Linked DNA regions of Mus musculus: all the other regions are linked to region 4. A link is a loop called in an ENCODE intact Hi-C map of the cell type or tissue named here. Cell type or tissue: heart. All regions are shown on one strand. Each heading gives the region's core, and the rest is flanking DNA. Links, peaks and the distances in the headings are about the cores only.

The links. Peaks named below come from ENCODE experiments on the same cell type or tissue, not always from the same donor. Only the 100,000 strongest peaks of a DNase experiment are listed, where the experiment ranks them.
Region 1: a loop joins it to region 4, with 3 times the contacts of the local background. A loop is called at or near these places in 7 of 42 quality-filtered maps.
Region 2: it touches region 4 in a loop (3-fold over the local background); 4 of 42 quality-filtered maps call a loop at or near these places.
Region 3: it touches region 4 in a loop (1.8-fold over the local background); 2 of 42 quality-filtered maps call a loop at or near these places.

The regions. Positions count from the first base shown.
Region 1 is chr2:145,932,001-145,937,332 of GRCm38, reverse strand. Crnkl1 (crooked neck pre-mRNA splicing factor 1) reads left to right here and starts at 2,633. Exons shown (of 14, transcript NM_025820.3): 1 at 2,633-2,779; 2 at 4,368-4,520; 3 at 4,996-5,087. The coding sequence starts at 2,729. Cfap61 (cilia and flagella associated protein 61) reads right to left here and starts at 2,549. Exons shown (of 27, transcript NM_001369121.1): 1 at 2,493-2,549. In heart, for the core only: no CTCF peak of the experiment used is centred there; DNase peaks (open chromatin) are centred at 192 and 2,542; H3K4me3 peaks cover 2,233 bases; H3K27ac peaks cover 770 bases.
Region 2 is chr2:146,852,778-146,858,109 of GRCm38, reverse strand. It overlaps Kiz (kizuna centrosomal protein), which reads right to left and starts at 2,230. Exons shown (of 14, transcript NM_001033298.4): 1 at 2,067-2,230. The coding sequence starts at 2,188. In heart, for the core only: CTCF peaks have their summits at 2,149 and 2,353; a DNase peak (open chromatin) is centred at 2,269; H3K4me3 peaks cover 1,576 bases; H3K27ac peaks cover 1,530 bases.
Region 3 is chr2:146,573,309-146,578,640 of GRCm38, reverse strand. It overlaps Gm52577 (a long non-coding RNA gene), which reads right to left and starts at 3,137. Exons shown (of 2, transcript XR_003954146.1): 1 at 3,005-3,137. In heart, for the core only: no CTCF peak of the experiment used is centred there; a DNase peak (open chromatin) is centred at 2,430; H3K27ac peaks cover 1,544 bases.
Region 4 is chr2:146,509,847-146,515,178 of GRCm38, reverse strand. It overlaps Ralgapa2 (Ral GTPase activating protein, alpha subunit 2 (catalytic)), which reads left to right and starts at 3,175. Exons shown (of 41, transcript NM_001033348.3): 1 at 3,175-3,385. The coding sequence starts at 3,280. In heart, for the core only: a CTCF peak has its summit at 3,164; DNase peaks (open chromatin) are centred at 2,458 and 2,938; H3K4me3 peaks cover 1,877 bases; H3K27ac peaks cover 1,686 bases.

The DNA of each region.
Region 1 (5,332 bases), core at 101-5,100, 580 kb after region 4:
CTGACCAGTGAAGCTGTCCAGATGTTTCCATTGCCCAGGCGTTTAGCAAGCCGTGTGAGCTGGGTACAAGGACTTTTGATTTTCACAGAGCACAGTGGGAGAGAAGCAGATCCCTATGTGTGACGTGGTCTGTGTTGTGTAGCCTTGGTGTTATGGTGACCGTGGTGGTTATCTAGAGAACCTGTGCCGTCGTCCTTAGCGCTGCCCAGCTGTTGCCTAGTGGAACCATGGACTCAGAATAGAAGCACTTCATGTTGCAAAGACAAGAAGACCTTGGTATCTAGGCAACATCTCCAAAACCTGGGATACTAGCTTCCTCTCCCCCACTCTCTTATCTTAGCAGCTATTGGCCTGTCGGGTGGTTTCACTTTAGGAGCACAGCAAAAGTAATTTCAGTGTATTTAATGTTTGGGAAACGAGATGATTTTGAATATTTGGATGACATGGTTTAGAGCTGTGGCAAATGCTTTGATTTTGGCTATACTCATTTGTAGTTTGGAAAAATTGCAAAAGAAAGTTTAGAGAGAGTAGGAGTGATATCATGGCATACTTATTTTTTTCCCCAAATACTAGGAGTTGGGCAAGTATGGAAATTCCTTAAAACAATTATCTATTGCCAGATGTGGTGGTACCAGCCTTTAATCCCGGTACTTGGGAGGCAAAAAGCTGGTAGATCTCTGGGAGTTCCAGGCCAGCCAGGGCTACACAGTAAGACCTTGTACCAGAAAACAAACAACACCAAAACAAACAAACAAACAAACAAACAAACAAATCATCGTCATCACCACCTGTAACAAAAAACTCATAAGGATTTAATTAAGTCACTAATAAATGACGAGCGTAAATGCACGTTACTAAATGAGAGACAGTAATCTGAAGAGGTATATGACTCCAACCATCTACAAAGAACTACAGAGACATTAAAAAAAAATAGATCAATCGATCCCTGCTACCTCAGTCCAGTGTCCGCACTCTCTCAGCCCCCAAGGCTCTCACTATCAGAGAGGAGGCAGTGTGTGCGCTCAAGAGGCAGTGGACGACTACAGAAAACATCTGGACACAGCAGCGCAGCACAAAACCTGTGCAAACTCAAGCCAGACCAAATCCCCTTATGGAGAGATGGGCACACAATACCACACCTGGCAGTGGAGAAATTGGTCATTTTTTAGCTGCTGGAAAGCATGAGTTTTCTCTAAGAGTATAACATTCTGGTAAGTTGACCAAGCTCCAGTAGACCACATATCCAAGAATATCTGGGCAATACGAATTAGTCTTCAAAGGTTAAAAAACAAAAAGACACACAGTTGGGTGAATAGGGAGTGGGGTAGATCTGGGGAAAGCTGGAGGAATGGCTATGATTAAGACGCAAAACTTTCAAAGAAGGAATTAAAAAACAAACAAACAAAATGCTTGATAAAAAGGAGTATTGATGGACAAAGGCTCGAGGGGGAGGATGAACAGGAGGTACCCTGAGGATGTTGACAGTTCCAGGCCAGCCTGGTCTACAGAGTGAGTTCCCGGACAACCAGGGAATCAGGACTACACCGAGAAACCCTGTCTCCAAAACAAAACAAAAAATCTTGCCGTTGTCCTAAATCTCAAGACTGTTACAAAAGTAAACTCTAACAGTTTCTTGTAACTGACACGGGGTGGGGATGGATCGTAGAAAGTCCTTTGAGGGTGGGGAAAGAGTAGGAAAAGCTCACCTTCCCAATTTTGCTGTCAATTCCAAAATTTTTATTTTAAAAAATTATCTTAACTATATGCTAAATCACTGTTTTTAATGTACTTCAGATATTATACGTACTAACATCTAGCGAGTATTTTACAGAGACAGATTTTTTTCTTTAATCTTAAGGAAATAGATACTTTTATCCTTTTATAGCTAAGGATATTAAGGATAAGAGAATTGAGATAATACAAATTTACATGCCGGGCGTGGTGGCGCACGCCTTTAATCCCAGCACTTGGGAGGCAGAGGCAGGCGGATTTCTGAGTTCGAGGCCAGCCTGGTCTACAGAGTGAGTTCCAGGACAGCCAGGGCTATACAGAGAAACCCTGTCTCGGAAAATAAAAAAAAAAAAAAAAAAAAAAAAATTTACAGACTAAAAATTTGATCAGTTTCTGTAGGTGCTTTGCTACTGACTAATTTCCACCTTTCTCTAACATCTTGTTTCAAAAATACCTCTTCTGATTTTTTTTTTAAAAAAATCCACATTTCAAGATTATTAACTTGGTCCAATCGCGGGGAAGCCTAAGGCGAGGGGGCGGGAACTCGAAAGACTACAAATCCCAGAATGCACCGCTGCCCAGGCTGCTTGCAGGGTTTCCTCGGTGCTTTTCCCTTCTCCCCGGAGTTTCTACACCTGAAATGGATTTCTACGCCCCTCAAAGGTGCCACGGCCTACAGCTGCACGCATCCCGGAGATAGACCTGGATGAGCCCTCGCCGCCAGAGCCCTATATCCCTGCGGCGCAGCCCGCCCTACCCACCTCACCCGCAGCTCCAGCAAGCCGCAAGTCTCCACAGAGGACGCGCACACAGTTGCTAAGGAAACGACGCGGCGTTTCCCCTGACTGGTGAGGCGGTCAAAGGTCGTCTTCGCAAGTTCCGGTTCCGGTTCCGGTATCTAGTTTGTTGTGGCTGACTCTGTTGTGCCGGCCGGTTCGAAGTGCTTTTCTCAAGTCCGGTTGTCGGCCAGGATCGCTCGAGTTCCACGGCTGCAGTCATGGCAGCCTCCACGGCGGCCGGGAAACAGCGCATTCCTAAAGTGGCCAAGGTAGGCGACCGGGAGGAGCCCCCGAACAGCATCTGCGGTGTCGGGCACCAGAGATTCGAGACAGCGATCTCTGTGCCGCGGTCCAAGAAGACAGGTGGTCGGTGAGGTGGCGCAGGGTCTTGTCACTCCGAGCTCGTCTCGCGTCTGCCCAGCCTTCCTTCCAGGGTTGCAAAGCATCGGTTCGGTTCGGTAAACTGTTTGCTTTGCTAGTCTCTGGGGATCCCCTACTTTTACTCCGGGCAAGAGTGCTCCACTAAAACTGGAGAGAGAGCGAAATGGCAACCCAGATAGATGTATCCAAGTAGTGTAGATATGCCATGGGCAAGAGCCAGAAGGGTGCCTGTAAACTTGAGGGTAAACTTTGTGAAGGAAGTTAACACTTAGGCTGCATCAAAGTTAGGCAGTGAAGAGAATGGCAGAGGATAGGCTCTGGGCAATGGCATAAAATTTAGGTTAGATAGTAAATTGTTATATTTCCAACTGTGGTTGATACTTCATCAATACTTAATAAGTGTCAAATCTTGCACTTAGCCATCACATACAGTCATTCTCTGGAAGTCTGATTTGGCCATTTTGTCTTGAGACAAGTTCTTATTTCCACATGTAATTATTGTAAAAGTCTGATGTGGTAGCTTCCCCCCTACCCCCGCTCCCAAACCCCTATCCTGAGTCATAAAAGCCAGGGAATGCATGCTGACTAAGTTTTTGACAGCTTGACACAAGATAAAGTTATCTAGGAGGAGGCATCTGGACTAAGAAAATTCGTCCCTAAGCTTGCTTGCTGGCAAGTGTGTGAGGCATTTTCTTGATTACCAATTGATGTGGACGCCCCCCCCCCCCCCGCCTACTTGGGCAGTGCCACACCTGGGCAGGGGCTCTGGTGTAGTCTGTGAGAGCAGACTGAGCACAGCTGGTATGCCTCCAGCTTCCTGCCGTGTCTTCCATTCATGAAGACTGTGGTCCAGTTGTGTAAGCCAATCAGTCAGCTCTTTCCTCTGCAGGTTGCTTTTGTTGGTGATGTTCGATCACAGCAGTAAAAAGGCCAATTAGAACTTAGGGTCCATCTGCACTTGAACACATTTGACTTTTAAGCTCCTGTGTTGGAACTATAGCTTCAGGTGCTCTAAAAGCTTACAGGCTAATGATGGAGACTTAGTAAAAACAAGTTTCAGTTGGCCTAAAATGTCATGGAAAACCAGCTTGTCCACTAGAAGGATTAAAATATGTAGAGGAGTTCTCTAAGCAGGTTATAAAGAGGAAGGAGTGTGATTTTTTTTTCCCCCTGCCCCTCATGGAGAATTGAAGATGTTATTCAAAGATGGCATCTTGGGCACATTCTTAGGAGGGCTTTTTCTTTCGAGACAGGGTTTCTCTGTGTAGCCCTGGCTGTCCTGGAACTCACTCTGTAGACCAGCCTGGCCTTGAACTCAGAAATCCACCTGGTTCTGCCTCCCAAGTGCTGGGATTAAAGGTGTGTGCCACCACCCTGCCATTCTTAGGAAGTTTATGTCCTGGAAAATATACAAGGGTTTTAAAATCTCGTGTGGAGAGCACTACCCAAAATAGGAATGTCTCTTTGTCTTAAAAGGTGAAGAACAAGGCGCCGGCCGAAGTGCAGATAACGGCCGAGCAGCTCCTCCGAGAAGCTAAAGAGAGAGAACTCGAGCTCCTCCCACCTCCACCTCAGCAGAAGATCACAGATGAGGAAGAATTAAACGATTACAAACTCCGGAAAAGGAAGGTGAGTCCGTCAGAATGCACTGTGCAACCTGTCCCAGTTGCTGCCCACAGTGGGAACGAGCTCCCAGAGAGCCTATGTGATGGGACCTCAGGCGAATATTGGGAATTATTTAATCCACGAATATTATGGAAGTTATATGGGAAGTTCTATAAATTACTGAGCACTTGAAGGTAATCTTGAAAGGTGTTTTAACATTCTTGTTCTTAAAAGGAATGAGAGTAGAATATATTAAAGTACTCGTTAATTATTACAGAGAACAGCAAAATCTTGCAATAGCTACCCCTACATTTTTCTTGTCTCCATAAACTTTAGAGAAACACCTGTCACTGATACCCTTCTGGAGGAAAGCTGCTGTTCCTTGGCATCTAGGATATAATTTCTTTTAGGAAGAGTAAAACGAGAAGTGTATATCATAAGGAAAAGCAAAGTCGTTTTCTCTTTACTGTACTGCTCCCCGCCCCCCTTTGCCTTTCAGACTTTTGAAGATAACATAAGAAAAAATAGGACTGTGATTAGCAACTGGATAAAATACGCACAATGGGAGGAAAGTCTAAAGGAAATTCAAAGGTAAAATTGCCATGACTATAGTGTCTGTCTACAAAGAGTGAGTAAATGAGCACATGAAATCTAGGAAGGTAAAGCATGGACCTGTACTGTGCTAGTAATTTCCAGCTTCTCTTCCATGGAGCCCTCTGAGGCAGTGGGTACTGGGAAGGACGGTTGTGGAGTGTCTCGGGAGGGTCTACATATGAGTCTTGCTGCTCTCGTACTCCTGTCACTAAAGAACAGTGTTTTATCTGTTTCCTGTGTTA
Region 2 (5,332 bases), core at 58-5,057, 340 kb before region 4:
ATCACACAGAGCAATAGATTTACACTGACTTAAAAATAAAACAAATCTTCAAATGCAGGACCATGAACAGGCCATAAAATCTGACTCCAGTTTCTTATGTAACTTCAACAACCTTACCTTGCTTCCTAATTAAAGCAAAAAGTGCTAAACATAAAGTGGATAATCATTACAGTTATTGTGCCATAAGGACCATAAAGAACCAGGTGCTTCCAGCATAGGAGGCAAAAATAACTTACCACTAACCTAGTTCAAAAAGAATGTCATTTAAATCAGTCACATTTTAAGAGCAGATCTTTGCCTACAAAACACAAATAAGTAAAGGCCAAAGGTAACTATACCACTCTTGAACTACAACAGACAATGAGATAAAGGCACTAAAACTAAAGTTCTTGCTTTTAAATTAGCTGATGCATATATATATGTGTACACATATATATATGCAGAGATCTAATACCACCACCTTGGGTAACTGGAAAAAAGATCATTATTCAGTGACAATGAGGTGATGGCATTCCACATAAGGCATTTGTAACACCTAGACGCTGGCTAATTGACTTTTGGATTTAACCCATAAATTCAAACATTTTACAAAAACACCTCCTCCACCATTGTACTACACAGTGAGCAAAAGGTGTTGCTTCTCACCTAAAATTCTCAATGTAGGCACACTTGAGCTCGCATGTGCACACGTGCTTGTGCATGCACACACACACATTCTCTCTCTCTCTATTGTATTCTCTCTGAGATCTCACTAAGCACACTGAAGGTGCAAACATTAGAAAGTATTGAGAAAAGAAAAGCTCTGTAGGAAAAATAAAGGTGTGTGTGTGTGTGTGTGTGTGTGTGTGTGTGTGTGTGTGTGTGTTGGAGATAGGTTCTCACTATGCTGCCCTGGCTGGCTTGTATCCCAGGCTGGCCTTGAACCTGTGGTCCTCCTATTTCTGTCTCTTCAGCATAGACCACCACCAACATACGCCTAAATGGTTAATTTTTTTTTTCTTAAGTGGGAGATTAAGAGATCCCTAGAGTAGGTGAGCAGGACTGTGTCAGAAGGAAAAAAAAAAAAAAAAAACGGATGTAGAAAGAAGATAAAACACGGAAAGAAGAGTTAGGGCCCGTGGGAGTTACTTAACAAGTAATTGGCAAAAATTAAGTCTAGTGTAAGATGCAATTCCTTTGAAAAATCACTTACTTTACCTCACCTGCAATTACTGTTATGATCTTAGAATTGTTACAGCCCTCCTGTTCCTTCTGAATGATTCTGTAACTTTAACACCCACTAAATGTTTTGTTTATCAAAAGATCCAAAAATCTATTTCCTTTCTTGTCAACTAATGAGATTTCTAAGTCCAATTAATTTGGCAGCTAAATAAGTGTTCCAACAACTTATCTTTCCATGTGGTTATTTATAGTCAATTGCTTTGTACTTTTTTCTATTTATGCATTCTTAGATCTAGCTTTTTCCAATGGTTCTCATCTTTCATGTCTTAATCAAAGGCAATCCCAACCCTCGAAGCTGAACCCGTTGAAAATTTCATCCTTTTACTAGAAATTTAGTCAGCCCCAGACACTTCTAAAAGACTACAGCGCGCGCGCAAACACACACACACACACACACACACACACACACACACACACACACACACACACACACACACCATTCCAGCCTGCGTTCCTGGACCTGTCATCTTTGATGCAGTGCGGCTGTCAAAGTAGGATGACAACTTGAAGAGAGAGTGAGGAGGGGGCATGTAGGACTAGAGAGGACTAAAGAAATTCACAAGGTTTGATCAAGACTGGCAGGCAAAAAAACTCCCACTCTCACTTCCGGCCGCATCCGCAGGCTGAGGGACCTGGCTTTGGTTGTCATGAGAGATTACAGTCTCTCTGCGCTTTCAAACAAGGGGCATCCGTGGTAAAGTTGTGCTCCTAACCCCTTCTGGGGCTAGTTGGGGGTCGCAGGCGAGTTCCAACACTAGTGAACCACTGGCGGGAAGTGGGCCGGACACCGTACCCCGATGCTCTCAGTGGCGCCGCTGACTCCCTGCCCCGTCCCGCGGCCGTACCTGTCCCGCAGAGCCTGCTGGAGCTGGCCCACCCTTTCGTAGTAGCTGGGGCTCGCCAAGGGCGCAGAGGTGGCGGAGGCCTGGCGCAGGCCACCACCACCGCCACCGCGCCCTCGCGGCATTGCCACAGGGCAGCTGGCGGGCCAGCGTTGCCCAAGGAGACCGCCCCAACATGCACCGCGGGTAAACAAGGCGCCTAGCGGCCTGAAGAGGGCGGGGCGAAGGGCGGGGCGCCGAGGAGGCGGGGTTAGCCGCGGTGTGGGTCCGGGAGGGGCGAAGACAGAGAGACTGGCAAGGGTGGAGCAGCCCTGGTGGTACAGGGAGAAGACAAGGGAGCTGTGTCACGTTCTCTCTGCTACCGCTGTGTTTCTCTTCCCCTACAGAATCCGTCCTACACGCATTCATTTTATCAGATGCAGTTTCTTATTTACCTTCCTAGAATTTGCAGTGAGAGACCCTGTGACAAGATTGTTTTGATACCAGCACTTAGAAAGCAAAACAAAAAGCTAGAAGAAAACAAAATTTAAGAACCGCAAATATGCCCTTGATCTCAGCACTACGGGCAGAGGCAGTAGGAATTCTGAGTTCGAGGCCAGTCTAATTTACAGAGTGAGTTCCAGGACAACAAAGACAACACAGAGAAACCTAGTCTCAAAACACCAAACCCCACCCCCAAACAAAATAAAACAAACAAACAAAGAAACCAAATATGCCATCCCACGCTGGAATGTTTTTCAATGCTCAGGTTGCCATCAGCCCTTTCAGGGGAGAAAGATTTGGTTTCTAACTAGGTCCTTGTGAATCAAACCGTTTACTTCTGCAGTCAATTCTCCAACAAGGCCCCCAGCCAGACTACATTGGCATAAACCCTATGTCCCACAACTCAGCTGTGACCATACAAAAAGCCTAGGTGCCCCAGAGTGAATTGGGCAGACTATTACAGCAAGACTAACTTAACCTTAGATCAGTTCAGAGGAACTACTGGTTATAAAGGCCCAGAACAGAATCAGTCTTTATTCTTGCCTCCATCAACATGGCAAAAGGCTTCCTGAAGAAAGACAACTGGATTCTAAAACCCACTTGGAATAGGAAATTAAAAAAAAAAAAATGTACACACGTACTTGTAGTCAATGTGGTTCCTTATCCTAGACTTTTAATTTTATGTCTCTTTTCTCAAGTCGGTAGTTTTATTTTCATGCAAAGCATCCCTGACACCAACATTTCTTTAATAGTGTGTCAGGACTCCATGGGGATTGCACCATATCTGAATGGGTTAGGGATAGGGAGCTGTGTGTCAAAAAGTTCAGCAACAGTAAACCGTTCCTGAATGTGTAATGACCAAAACTCAATTGAAAAATCAAGGCATAATAAATCTAAGCTGCTTCTGACGGCATGTGTCCGTGTCTTGTCCCACTATAACATGCTCACTATACACTGCACATGTCCATTGCGCTCTGACTTATAGTACCATACTGGCATTAGGGGAAGCAACGAAATGGTCAAGTCAGCAACCCTAAATTATGATTTTGCCTATCCTTCCTTCCTCATACTGTCTGCCTAAATGCTGAAAGGTAGAATATATCCATGTAATCTCAGGACTCAAGGGGACAGGCAGGAGGATCTCTAATTCCAGGCGGGCCTGACCGACCTTGGCTTAAAAACAAAAACATGTGGACCAGACGATGGCCCAGCAAATGAAACATGCTTTCTTTGCAGGTATGGCAATCTGAGTTTGATTTGATTCCCAAGAGTTGTTCTCTAACCTCTACTTGTACACTCTAACACACATGCATACACACACACACACACACACAAACATGCACACGTGTGCGCTTCATTGAATTAAAATGTCATAAATCAGCATAATGGGCTATAAGCAAAATAGGGTCTCTGCTCCTGCCTTGACCAATATACCTTTTTAAGAACATGGAAATACAGTCCATGTTCCTAAATATGTGGAATTTAGTTCTCTGATTCTTTCCTAATCCACCCCCTAATTTTCCACCCTAATTAAATTAATAATTCCCTAATTTCAGGGTTGCATGATGAGACACACCTCACTCACAGTAGGGATCCATGTGCCCGGCCTTCTCCCCATTCGACCAATCCCATCTGTATCCATATGTTTGTCTCAGCCTCCTTTTGGCCTAAAGCTAAATACTAGTGATGGTTCCTTATAAGAACGGCCCAGGAAAGAGATCTTTGAAGACTCTGGAGAGCAGTCTGGGACCCTCTGAGTTGGAAATGCCTGGATTCTGGGTACCTGGGACTGTGTTCTAGGAGTTGTGTGTGAACTGCCATGGGCATCCACTCGACCTCACATTAAGTGGTCAGGAAGGGACAAGAGCAGGCCTGTAATATGCAGATCTAGTGCAGGACCCTCTTGCCCAGTTGTAAGGTTAGCACTGATATGGCTTTTAGTTACTCTGTCAACTCATTCTATCACACTGATGTAGTGCTAGTGTACTGAGGTTAATTTACAGCCTGTAGTGTGATGCCTAATCATCATCTGCTTCATTGGATTTGGAATCACCTAGGAGACTCATGCCTTGGTTGAGGGTATTTCCAGAGAGATTTAAAGGAAGACAAAGATCCATCCTGAATGTAGCCTGCAGCATCCCAGGGGCTGTAAGGTCCAGGTGGAATAGAGACCGAGTCAACAAGAGAGCGTCAGAATTCCCTGTTCCTTGTTTCCTGTGTCTACCCAGATGTGAGGAGTTTCAGCTACACACGTTTGCTATAGTGAACTCTGACATCCCTTTCCTACCATGGCAGACTGTTCCCTCTTAACCCACAAACCAGAACGAATCCACCTTAAGGTGCTTCTGTTAGCATTTGATCACAGCAGTGAGAAAAGCAACCTATACATATCTAACTAAAGTTTTACTACAGTACTTTGGTAAGTCCTTCAAGGCCTGTAGATGACCAGGCCCCAACCCCAACCCCCAGACTATTCTAATCTAAGTAAGGGCATGGCTTTTGAGAATATGTTGAGATTAAAATTTTACCTTTTAAAAAAATCATGTTCTTTAAAAAAAATTAAATTGAGCCTTGTGCATGTTAGGTATTCCACAAAGCTTTCTGTAGGATCCATCAAATCAAAGGACAATATGAAATGTTATGTTTAAAATGGCTCGAGTCAAAGCTGACCACCGCACAACACTTTTGCACCTGCATATGAGATCATTATGGTTTTTGTGTTTTTGTTTTTCCTTTATAAGCTGACATAAAAAGGCACTCAATGCCATGACTCCACCCCTGAATTC
Region 3 (5,332 bases), core at 251-5,250, 63 kb before region 4:
TTTCTAAGTGCTGGGATTAAAGGTGTGTTCCTAATCTGCTTTTAACTTAATATATTCAACGTAATTTTTCTCTGCCCAGGTGTTCTCTTCATCGGATGGTGTGCTGGATAGTTTTAAATCAACTTGACAAAAGCTATAGTCATCTGAGAGGAGGGAGCCTCAGTTTAAAAAATGTCTTCAAACGAAGACCAAAGTGTGGACACTTTGCCCCTTCTTAGAATTGGGAACAAAACACCCATGGAAGGAGTTACAGAAACAAAATTTGGAGCTGAGACAAAAGGATGGACCATCTAGAGACTGCCACACCCGGGGATCCATCCATAATCAGCCTCCAAACGCTGACACCATTGCATACACTAGCAAGATTTTGCTGAAAGGACCCTGATATAGCTCTCTCTTGTGAGGCTATGCTGGTGCCTGGCAAACACAGAAGTGGATGCTCACAGTCAGCTATTGGATGGAACACAGGGCCCCCAATGGAGGAGCTAGAGAAAGTACCCAAGGAGCTAAAGGGGTCTGCAACTATAGGTGGAACAACAATATGAACTAACCAGTACCCCCCCGGAGCTCATGTCTCTAGCTGCATATGTAGCAGAAGGGCCATCATTGGGAAGAGAGGTCCCTTGGTCTTGCAAACTTCATATGCCTCAGTACAGGGGAATGCTAGGGACAAGAAGTGGGAGTGGGTGGGTAGGAGAGTGGGGGGGGAGGGTATGGGGGACTTTTGGGATAGCATTTGAAATGTAAATGAAGAAAATACCTAATTAAAAAAAGAAAAAGGAAAAATGTCTTCATAAGACTGGCCTATAGGCAAGACTGTAGGGCATTTTTCTTAGTTAGTGATTTTGAGGGCTCAGCTCATTGTGGGTGCTGGCATCCCTGGGCTGGTGGTCCTTGGTTTTTTATAAGAAATCAGGCTGAGCAAGCCATGAGGAACAAACCAGAAAGCAGCACCCCTCTATGGCCACTGCATTAGCTCCTGCCTCCAGGTTCCTGCTTAGTTTGAGTTCCTGTTCTGATTTCCTTCAAAGGTAAATGGTGTTATGGAAGAGTAAGCTGAAACTTCCTCTCCAAGTTGCTTTGGTCTGGGTGTTTTATCACAGCAATAGTAGCCCTAACTAGGGCAAATGGTATCAACTGAGGACTTTTAAAATAGCAAATTGATTCTTACTTGTTACTAGAAACATTTCTGTTGAGTGCATACTTTAAAGGTTTAAAAGCCCATGCCAGGTGTCAAAGGGAGATACTTTATACCCCTATTTTCTGGAAGTGGGTGAATGAATAAGTTAACAATTAACAGTTTGTATCAGGAAGCCCTGTCTGGTAACCCACACCTGTTGCCTCAGCCCTGTCGCCTCAGCACTCGGACGGGAGGTGGAGGCAGGGGTACAAGGTCATCCTCAGCTAGCTAAAAACATCTAGGCATTCAGGAGGCCTGAGACCCTGTCACAAAAACCAAATCTGTCAGAATCAGGAAAGGAGAAAGGGGTTCATGAGAGGGAAAAAAGAAAAAAGAAAACAACAATCACACACACAGACACACAAACCCTTAAAAGAGAGAAGAGTAATGAAACACAGGTGATTTGAAGGGGGAAGGGAGAATTTTGAGGGAGGTAAAAGGGGTGAGCAGGGAGGGGGGAGCAAGAAGACAATAGAGAGGGAGGGGTGGTGGGAGGGAAAGCCAACCAAAACCAAGTATGTATGGAAATGCCATAGGGAAACTTGTTACTTTGTAAGTTAACTTAAAAATAGTAATACTAGTGGTACCTTTTAAATTCATAAAAAATGTGTTGCTTAACAGGAAAAACACACAAGCACTTTATATTTGGCCTAGACACAGAGAATGAGGAAAGTGGATTGAAAGACGATTAAACTGAGGAAAATACCTTGCCCCTGAAAACACCTTGCCTCTTATCTTGCTTAGAGTAAACAAAGCCACTATGTCATCCTAGTTCTCAACAGTCATTGCCACCCAGGACCCAGGGACACCCACCTTCCATTCCCTGAAGGGAGGCTAGAAATGCAAAACCTTGTACAAAATCACATTTTTACATTTTGGAAACCTACTCAAATATTCGAGTATACTTGCACACATACACTTTAACAGGATGTAGACCAAGCTCACAGCGTCTCTCTCTGTGAACTTTGGCCCTCACCCTACCAAGCTGCAGTCTTTGCAGAAATTAAGGGAAACAAACTAACCCTTGACCACTCTTTCCTCATAAAAATGTTATTCTTTGCCAATGGCACTTTCACGGATCTTCCTTTTGTGTTAGGTTGGATTTACCAGGCATAAATAGAAAGTGCTTCCTGGCATGCAAACCTTTGCTTCCTGGACAAGGCGAAGAGAGGCACTTTCCTATTTAATTGCTGATTCCACACTTCTTGAAGCCTTTTCCTTTAAGAGCTTGCCTATCGCATTCCCTCAGGGCACAAGACTACCCTTTTGAGGAAACTTGGCAGATGTTATATTTAGAAAAGTGTGGCCCAGACAAACTCCCCTATCAGCTGCTGAAACACATGACCCCACAGGAGCCAGAGTCTGTGTCCTATTATTTCTGCCTGCCCTTGGAAAGACTTTATATTAAAAGATAAACAATTGGGCATTAGTGGTTCATATATCCAAGAGTTTATATGCCCCAATATAAAAGAGCATTATAATAACTCCTTGTAATAATTCAGTTGGCTGATTTTATTGGTACCATAATTGCTAGAACGTGAAAAAGAAGGAATTTCATGGCTACTGCCAAGCTCACTTTAGACAAGAGCTCTTTTTTCTTCTCTCCCCTGGTACTGGGGATAGAAGTCAGGACCTTGTACATGCTGGGCAAGTGCTCTGCCACTGGCCTATTGCCCAAGTCCCTGAGTTTCTTTCTTAACCCTTTTTTCCTACACCCTACTATTTGTAAGTAGACAACATGCATTCTAATTCAACACATATGACGTTTTCAGCTTCCAGAAAAAGCTACACAGTGGGTTTACACTCAAGTAAGGATTTGCTTACCCTGCCTGAGGCAAGATGAGGAACAAGAACAAGCCATCTTCCACGTTCCCCTACACTGGGCTGAGTAAAATCTCACAGGAGCTGGAATTTCAGTCTTGGCGTCTAGAATCAGGGAGAGCTTCCTATCTCCCATTCTCTGATCCATCAAGGGGGCGTGTGATTCCCCAGGTCACAGGAAATCATCAGCCCCTTACCTTTATGGGTGTTGTGGATTGATTTACAGCCTCCTTAGACACATATTGATTTCCTAGCCCCCAAAACTTCAGAATGCAGTTGTATTAGGAGATGTATCAGTCCACTTTCTGTTGATATAACAAAATATCCAAGACTGAGTAACTTATAAAAAAGAGAGGTTTACTTAGCTCCTAGTTGGGGGTGGGGGTTCCTGTGAGCGTCCCTTGGCTGCATCACAGCATGGCAACAGGACAGGAATGAGCATGAGATTGAAAGGTGAGCAAGGTGGGAGAAGGAATTCCATCAACCCTTCCAAGATCAGCAGTTCAAATTGTCCAGTCAACTCCAAGCTCCAAGCCATCTTCTGAGGTTGAAAATGGAGGCAATCAAGCTTCTAGCACACTAGCCCCAGGAAGAAAAAAAAAAAAAAATCCTATCCAAACAGAAGGAGACAAGGTCTCTACAGAAAGGTAGCTAAGATGAGATGAGGTCATACAAATAGACTTTAATCCAATACGACTAATGTTCTTATGAGCAAAGGAAACTGGTTCAGAGTCACATAGGGAAGGACATACTAGGACACAGGGAAATGACAGTCACCTGCAAACCAAGGAGAGAGACCTCTGAGAAACAAAGAGGCCAGCACCTTGATTTTGGACATCTAGTGTCCAGAACCAAGAGAAATACATTTCTGTCATTTAAGCCACTTGACTTTTAGTGATGTTATAGTGACTCAGCAAATTCACATGGGGACATGTAGCCGCTTTTGTTCCCACTGTTAACGCTCACTACCTATCACTTCCCCCTGAATCACTTGAGGCCACCATTGCTTGTGTGCTGCTGTGTGCAGACCCCATAGCTCTGACTGTCTGGGTAGGACACTGAGAAGAACTCTGGTTTTAGAGGCTGCTCAGATTGCCTTCCTTGTTCTGACCTTTATGGATGAAGGTCATGAGACATTCTCCAAGGCTACCTAAGGCTGCTGGCCTCGGTGCATAGCTGTAGGAAGGGGCCCTCTGAGAATGAAGCCTGTGTGGGCATACATGTATGTATCTGGACATGTCTGTATGTTTGTGCATGTGAAACATGCTTAGATCTAGGCTATCACCATATTCACTTATTCAAATGTCAGTCTGTTTCAGAAAGTAAAAGCCAGTCTATACTCATCATAAGATGCAGGATAGGAAGGGGCACTGCTGGGAGTTTGAGAAGACTTAGAAAGTAAAAGAAACAATAAGACAAAAAGACCACCAACAGATTGGGAAAGGATCTTTACTTATCCTAAATCAGATAGGGGACTAATATCCAACATATATAAAGAACTCAAGAAGGTGGACTCCAGAAAATCAAATAACCCCATTAAAAAATGGGGCTCAGAACTGAACAAAGAATTCTCACCTGAGGATTACCGAATGGCAGAGAAGCACCTGAAAAAATGTTCAACATCCTTAATCATCAGGGAAATGCAAATCAAAACAACCCTGAGATTCCACCTCACACCAGTCAGAATGGCTAAGATCAAAAATTCAGGTGACAGCAGATGCTGGCGTGGATGTGGAGAAAGAGGAACACTCCTCCATTGTTGGTGGGATTGCAGGCTTGTACAACCACTCTGGAAATCAGTCTGGCGGTTCCTCAGAAAATTGGACCTAGTACTACCGGAGGATCCAGCAATACCTCTCCTGGGCATATATCCAGAAGATGCCCCAAGTGGTAAGAAGGACACATGCTCCACTATGTTCATAGCAGCCTTATTTATAATAGCCAGGAGCTGGAAAGAACCCAGATGCCCCTCAACAGAGGAATGGATACAGAAAATGTGGTACATCTACACAATGGAGTACTACTCAGCTATTAAAAAGAATGAATTTATGAAATTCCTAGGCAAATGGATGGACCTGGAGGGCATCATACTGAGTGAGGTAACACATTCACAAAGGAACTCACACAATATGTACTCACTGATAAGTGGATATTAGCCCCAAACCTAGGATACCCAAGATATAAGATACAATTTGCTAAACACATGAAACTCAAGAAGAATGAAGACTGAAGTGTGGACACTATGCCCCTCCTTAGAATTGGGAACAAAACACCCATGGAAGGAATTACAAAGACAAAGTTTGGAGCTGAGATGAAAGGATGGACCATGTA
Region 4 (5,332 bases), core at 185-5,184:
TTAATGACCATCAAACATAGACAGATTCATCTCTATCAGAATAGAAAGAATGATCTAGCCCAAGCAAGTTTGGGTTCATGCTCAGTAAGACAACACTGTGTGCACCTATGGATTTTCTATTTACCATTTTATGCTTATGCATAACTGGGCATGGATATGATTAAAATAAGACACTTTATGGAGCAAAGCTAGCATAATTCATATCTATTAACCATGATGGAGAAGTACCCCTTAATTACTAAATAACTCATTCTCTTCTTCTTTTTTTGCCCCCGCCCCAAATTACTGCTCCAAGCACTAATTAGGACCTTTGAGTATTTTCACACATGCTGCCTGCTGCTCCCTACTGTGCATTCTCATCTTTTTTCTATTGCTTTGCTTTAAATAAAGTTTCCTCTCTACTTTGCAATTTGTGTAGGCTTTTATTTCATTGTTGAATAAGAGGCCAAGAACCTGGAAACACCCAAGGCAGACAGCACCTCCTCTAACTACTGGTAACATCCTGTCTTTTTTTTTTTTTCTTTCTTTCTTTCTAAGTGTTATTTCAGAGTAGCATTACTTTGTCTGTTACAAGCTAAATTTTTCTTTTTTAGATTTTAATTTTTTTTTTTACATTTTGTGATTGTGTAAGTCTGTGCTAGGTATGTGCTGATGGCTGCAGAGGTCAGAAGAGAATGTCACACACCCTAGAGCTGGAGTTACAGGTGATTTTGAGCCACCTACATAGGTGCTGGGAACAGAATTTGGATCCTCTGGAGGAGCAGCAAGTGCTCTTAACTACCGAGCCAATTCTCTGGCCCCACATACTGATCTTTATTTTATGTGTATGGGTGTATGTCTGTGCCCTGTGTGCACATCTGTCCTCAGAGGCTGGAAAGGGCATCTGACCTCTGAGACTAGAGTTATAGATGGTTGTGAGCCACCATGGAAGTGCTGGAAATTGAACCTGGCTCCTGTAGTCGAACAGCCAGAACTCCTAAGCACTGAGGCATCTCTCCAGCCCCAAGTTTTAAACTTTGAATTTCATGTTTGTTATTTATTGATTAAGGCGGCAATGGAGTGTCTGAAAAGTACTTGACACTCTAAAGCCCAAGGAAGAAGTAAGTAACTTCAGGGTGAATAATTTCCTCAAGGGGTTAGAAGACCAACAAGAGGATTTTTTGAGAGAACAGCAACAATCAAAAAACCCCAACAAAACAAAACTGGGAGGTGTCCTGGGTAAATAAGCATCAAAACACTAATACGTGATTCTTTTAAAAAGGGAGGTGGGTGTTGCAGTCTTATGTCTTCACTCTGTAAGTATGATAGATGAGATGAACTTACATGCATAGATGCCTGGTTTTTGTCTATCCAGTTTCTAACACTGCCATATATTTAGCATACAGAAATGCATATATTTGTCTAGTTTTTCCTCCTCAGTTGGATTGGAAGCTCTGGCAGTGAGAGAACTGCTTCTTGTAATATCTGTTATTTCCTGGGCTTAGGATCTTGTTTTTACACCATAGGTCTTTACTAGATGTTTGCTAATAATGAGAGCTCACATTGCAAGAGAAAAATTGATTTCAGTGGGATAAATTCATTTTACTTTTTCAATCAGTGTAAGAAAAGATGTCCTTGTTCAAAGGAATGGAACAGTGAACATGTGTTTTAAAATCTGAAACAGGGCACAGGATAAACTGATGGTGACAAATACTCTTGCCGTAATGTTAGAGACAGCATCACTTCTCTCCCTTACAACAGAATTGGGGAGATTATGGCCTTCATCTATGATGTCATCTGGGGATGCAGGAGGCGCAACAGCTCTCCCATCATCCTAGGCATGGAGATTACATCTCTAGGTCTGTGAGATTTCTGCTGTTAGGTGATCTGTCTGTAGTCTGTTTTGTTTTGTTTTGTTTTGTTTTTTTGGCTAAATACTGTTCCTTTGGGTATATCTTAGTCGTAGCCATGCTATTTTGATAACTCTAAAAATAGAATTTACCAGAACGGAGAAGTTTTTGCATGCTGAGTTGAAATGTGTAGGGCTGCTTTATCATCTTTTTTTTTTTTTAACTTAATGAGTTTATTGAGTGCCTGTAGAGATCAAATACCAAGCTTAATACAAGGGTGTGTACATTTCTAGCACTTTCCTCCACTAGAGAAAAAGACTCTTGGATTATGCCTATTTGGATGAAAAACATGTGATTCTAAGGTGCCTCTTTAGGTACTTGCTAATAAAGCCAAAATATCAAACCTTGGGGATCCAGATGATAATAAACAATTATATAGTCAGTTTTCTGGTAAGAAATCATTTGAGCATCTTCTGTCTTAAAGTCTTGCTTCAGTGAATAGGCATCTGGCCTTAAAAAGCATGTTGGCCCGAGAGTCAGGTCCTTCAGGTTCTATTTCTGGTTCTGTTATTGGATTGCTATGAGGCCTTGCATAACCCAGGAGCTCTATCCGCAAAGCAAGAGGCAAGACTGACCTCTGCACTTGAGATTGGGTTCCAGATGCCTTGGGGACTGAGTGGACCTCACTGGACAACAGGCCCACTCTTCTCTGCTACCAAAGCCATTTATTTACTTTAGTGTGAAATTAGAGATCAGATTTTGACATGGCCACACGTGCTTTGTCTTGCTCCTTAGTGTGAATCCAGAAGTAAAAAAAAAAAAAAAAAATCTAGAAATAGTTTTCAAAATTTAAAAGTCCTACAGCTTTTCTTACTTTGTGTGTGTCTGTGAGAGAGTGGGGGGTTGGGAGGGGTAGGTACGCAGGCCAGGCAGTAGAGGGGAGGGAGTGTGAGTTTCAAGGGTGGCATCTAGCACTCTGGAAAGCAGGTCGCTGCGCTTCGTCTTGTGGGGACTACAGTTCCCGGGAGCACTTGCGGCCCATATAGGGGCGGGAGCTCGCGGTCCTGGTCATATGGAAAACACCGCAATCTGATTGGAGGTCACTGCGCAGACTCGAAGCTGGGCGCGCGTCCCCGCGAGGTTCCTAGCCTCAGGCTCCTAGTGCGTGAACAGTCCGGGATGTGCGCGTGCGTCGCGCCGGAGGGCGGACCAGAGGCACCCGTGGGGCGGGGCCGAGGGTTTCGCATCGACACCGCCTTCCTGCCCCGCCCCTGACCGTTCGGCCCGCCCCTCCTTCCTGGAGCCTCCGCTGAGGCTGAGGCGGCGAGGCGGCCGGGAGGGGGGCGGCTTGTGGCCGGAGCGACACGCGCCCGTCGCGACCCTATGCAGTGACTCGTGCGGCGCAGGCGCCTCCTGCCCCGCCGGCGGGGCCCAGGCTTACCGCGGCGGGATGTTCTCCCGAAGGAGCCACGGAGATGTGAAAAAGTCCACGCAGAAGGTGCTGGACCCCAAGAAGGACGTGCTGACCCGCCTGAAGCACCTGCGGGCGCTGCTGGGTGAGGCGTGGGGCGTGGGCTGTGGGTCAGAGCCACCTGCCGGGAGGGCCGGGTCCCACCCGCGGCGTGGGCCTGATGGGGTCTCAGGTCCGAGTGATGTAGAGAGCTGGGAATGGTGCGCAGCCGACCTTTGCTAGCCTAGATCGGGACCCTTGAGGCATTGTTCCTGAAGGCTGTACGTTGGCCCTGGGCGCTGCTCTGTCGTCCCAAGTGTAAACTTAGCCAGGATTCTCTTTTGGGTGCCTAGCCTCGGGTAACCTCTGTGCCTGAGAGCAGGCACAGAGGTGACTATAAGCTGTCCTCTCCAGGAAATAAACCAAGCACAAGTGGGGCGGGCTTGAACACACACACACACACACACACACACACACACACACACACACACACACGCACACGCAGCCCTACCTCTCTGCCACCTCCTCTCTGCCACCTCCCTCTCCCTCTCCCATTCTAAAAATTTAAATTCTTGACAACTTGGGTTAGACCAATAGCTCATGTGGTCCCATCACAGACTTCGTTGAACTACCATCTCTCACTCACTCTCCTTTTAAAATGTTACTATGTTTGAGTGTAAGACTTTAGGTAGGATTGATTTCAGCTGACCCCAGGACAGATTAGATGTCATTTCTTCTCTCCTGCCCTTCTCTCTTTTAAATTTACATTTTTTGGGGGTTGGGGGAGGGAGGATGGAAGGGTCCGGCTGATAGCTGTTTCCTTGGGTCTTTGGTGTGAAGGGGGCTCTGATCAGAGGAAGCTAGGCTTTCTTTGGGTCCAGGGAGGCAGCTTCTCCCTTATCATCAGAGTGACAACCATTACTCCCTTTTGCCTTCCCTATTCATGGCCTGCAGGGTGGAGGTTCTGCAGAGCCCAAGTGGGCCTGGAATTGACTTGTGATGGCTTGAAAGCTCTCCCCTGTGGGTGTGAAGTGTCCACAGGTTATCTGATGCTGGTGATGTGTAGCTTGGCTAGGCTATGCATTAGTTCTATCTTCTGTCTGTCTGGACAGACTTATCTGTATTTGGGGGCCAAGGAAAAGACAGGTTTCTTCTACATATGTATACTGTTGAAACAATAATAAAAAATTAAAAACCCAGTGTTTTTAAAATTTTAGACCATCTGCCACTTGAGAAAATAGGGCACAAAAGAATTCATTTTATAGGTGAGAATTTTAAGCATTCTTGTTAATGAGATTAAGAGTTGCTAATTATTTCTATTTATATTGTGTAAACTATTTCTGAGTGGGGGATTGGCCAGCCAATCAGCCAACCAATGAACCAACCAAATGCAAAACTCAAAACCATGACTGTTGCCTCAAAACCTACTCCCTTCCCCCTCAAAACCCACCAGATTTTGACAACTGAAGTTACTATCTCAGATCCCCAGATATTACACTTAATGTGTTCAGTTTATAATGAATGTAAATCAGTTACTGTTAGAAGGATTAGTTTCTGGACTTCTGAAAGCAAAATGTGATGTTCTTGGTAAGTTGAACTTTCTCCTTCCTGTAGTGAAATGTCTAGGCACACAAGTGCTTTGTGTTGGGTCCTTAGTATCTGATTAGTTCCTGCTGCAGGGGCATTCTTGATAAAGGAGAACTGAACAGTATTTTAAGGCATTTGATACTTTGGAACTTTTTCTGTGCTGAAGAATTTAAACCTTTGTTCTGACCAAGAAGGCCAAGATTAAGTTGGCTACATTTTATAAAGACAGAAAACCTAGACCAGAGTGGTTTCTTAGAGATACACTGTCTTTGTTACCGTCCAGAGAAAATGGATACTTTCAGGTCTGAGTATCCTTAATTTCTCCCCTAAGGTGTGTGGCTCCTTCCAGGTGCAAGTGGCAGGGATAGGCTGTGAACCTGGCCAATGGCATCTCTTTATGATTTTATCTTTTTAATGTGTGTGTGTGTGTGTGTGTGTGTGTGTGTGTGTGGTGGGCTTTGTGCTA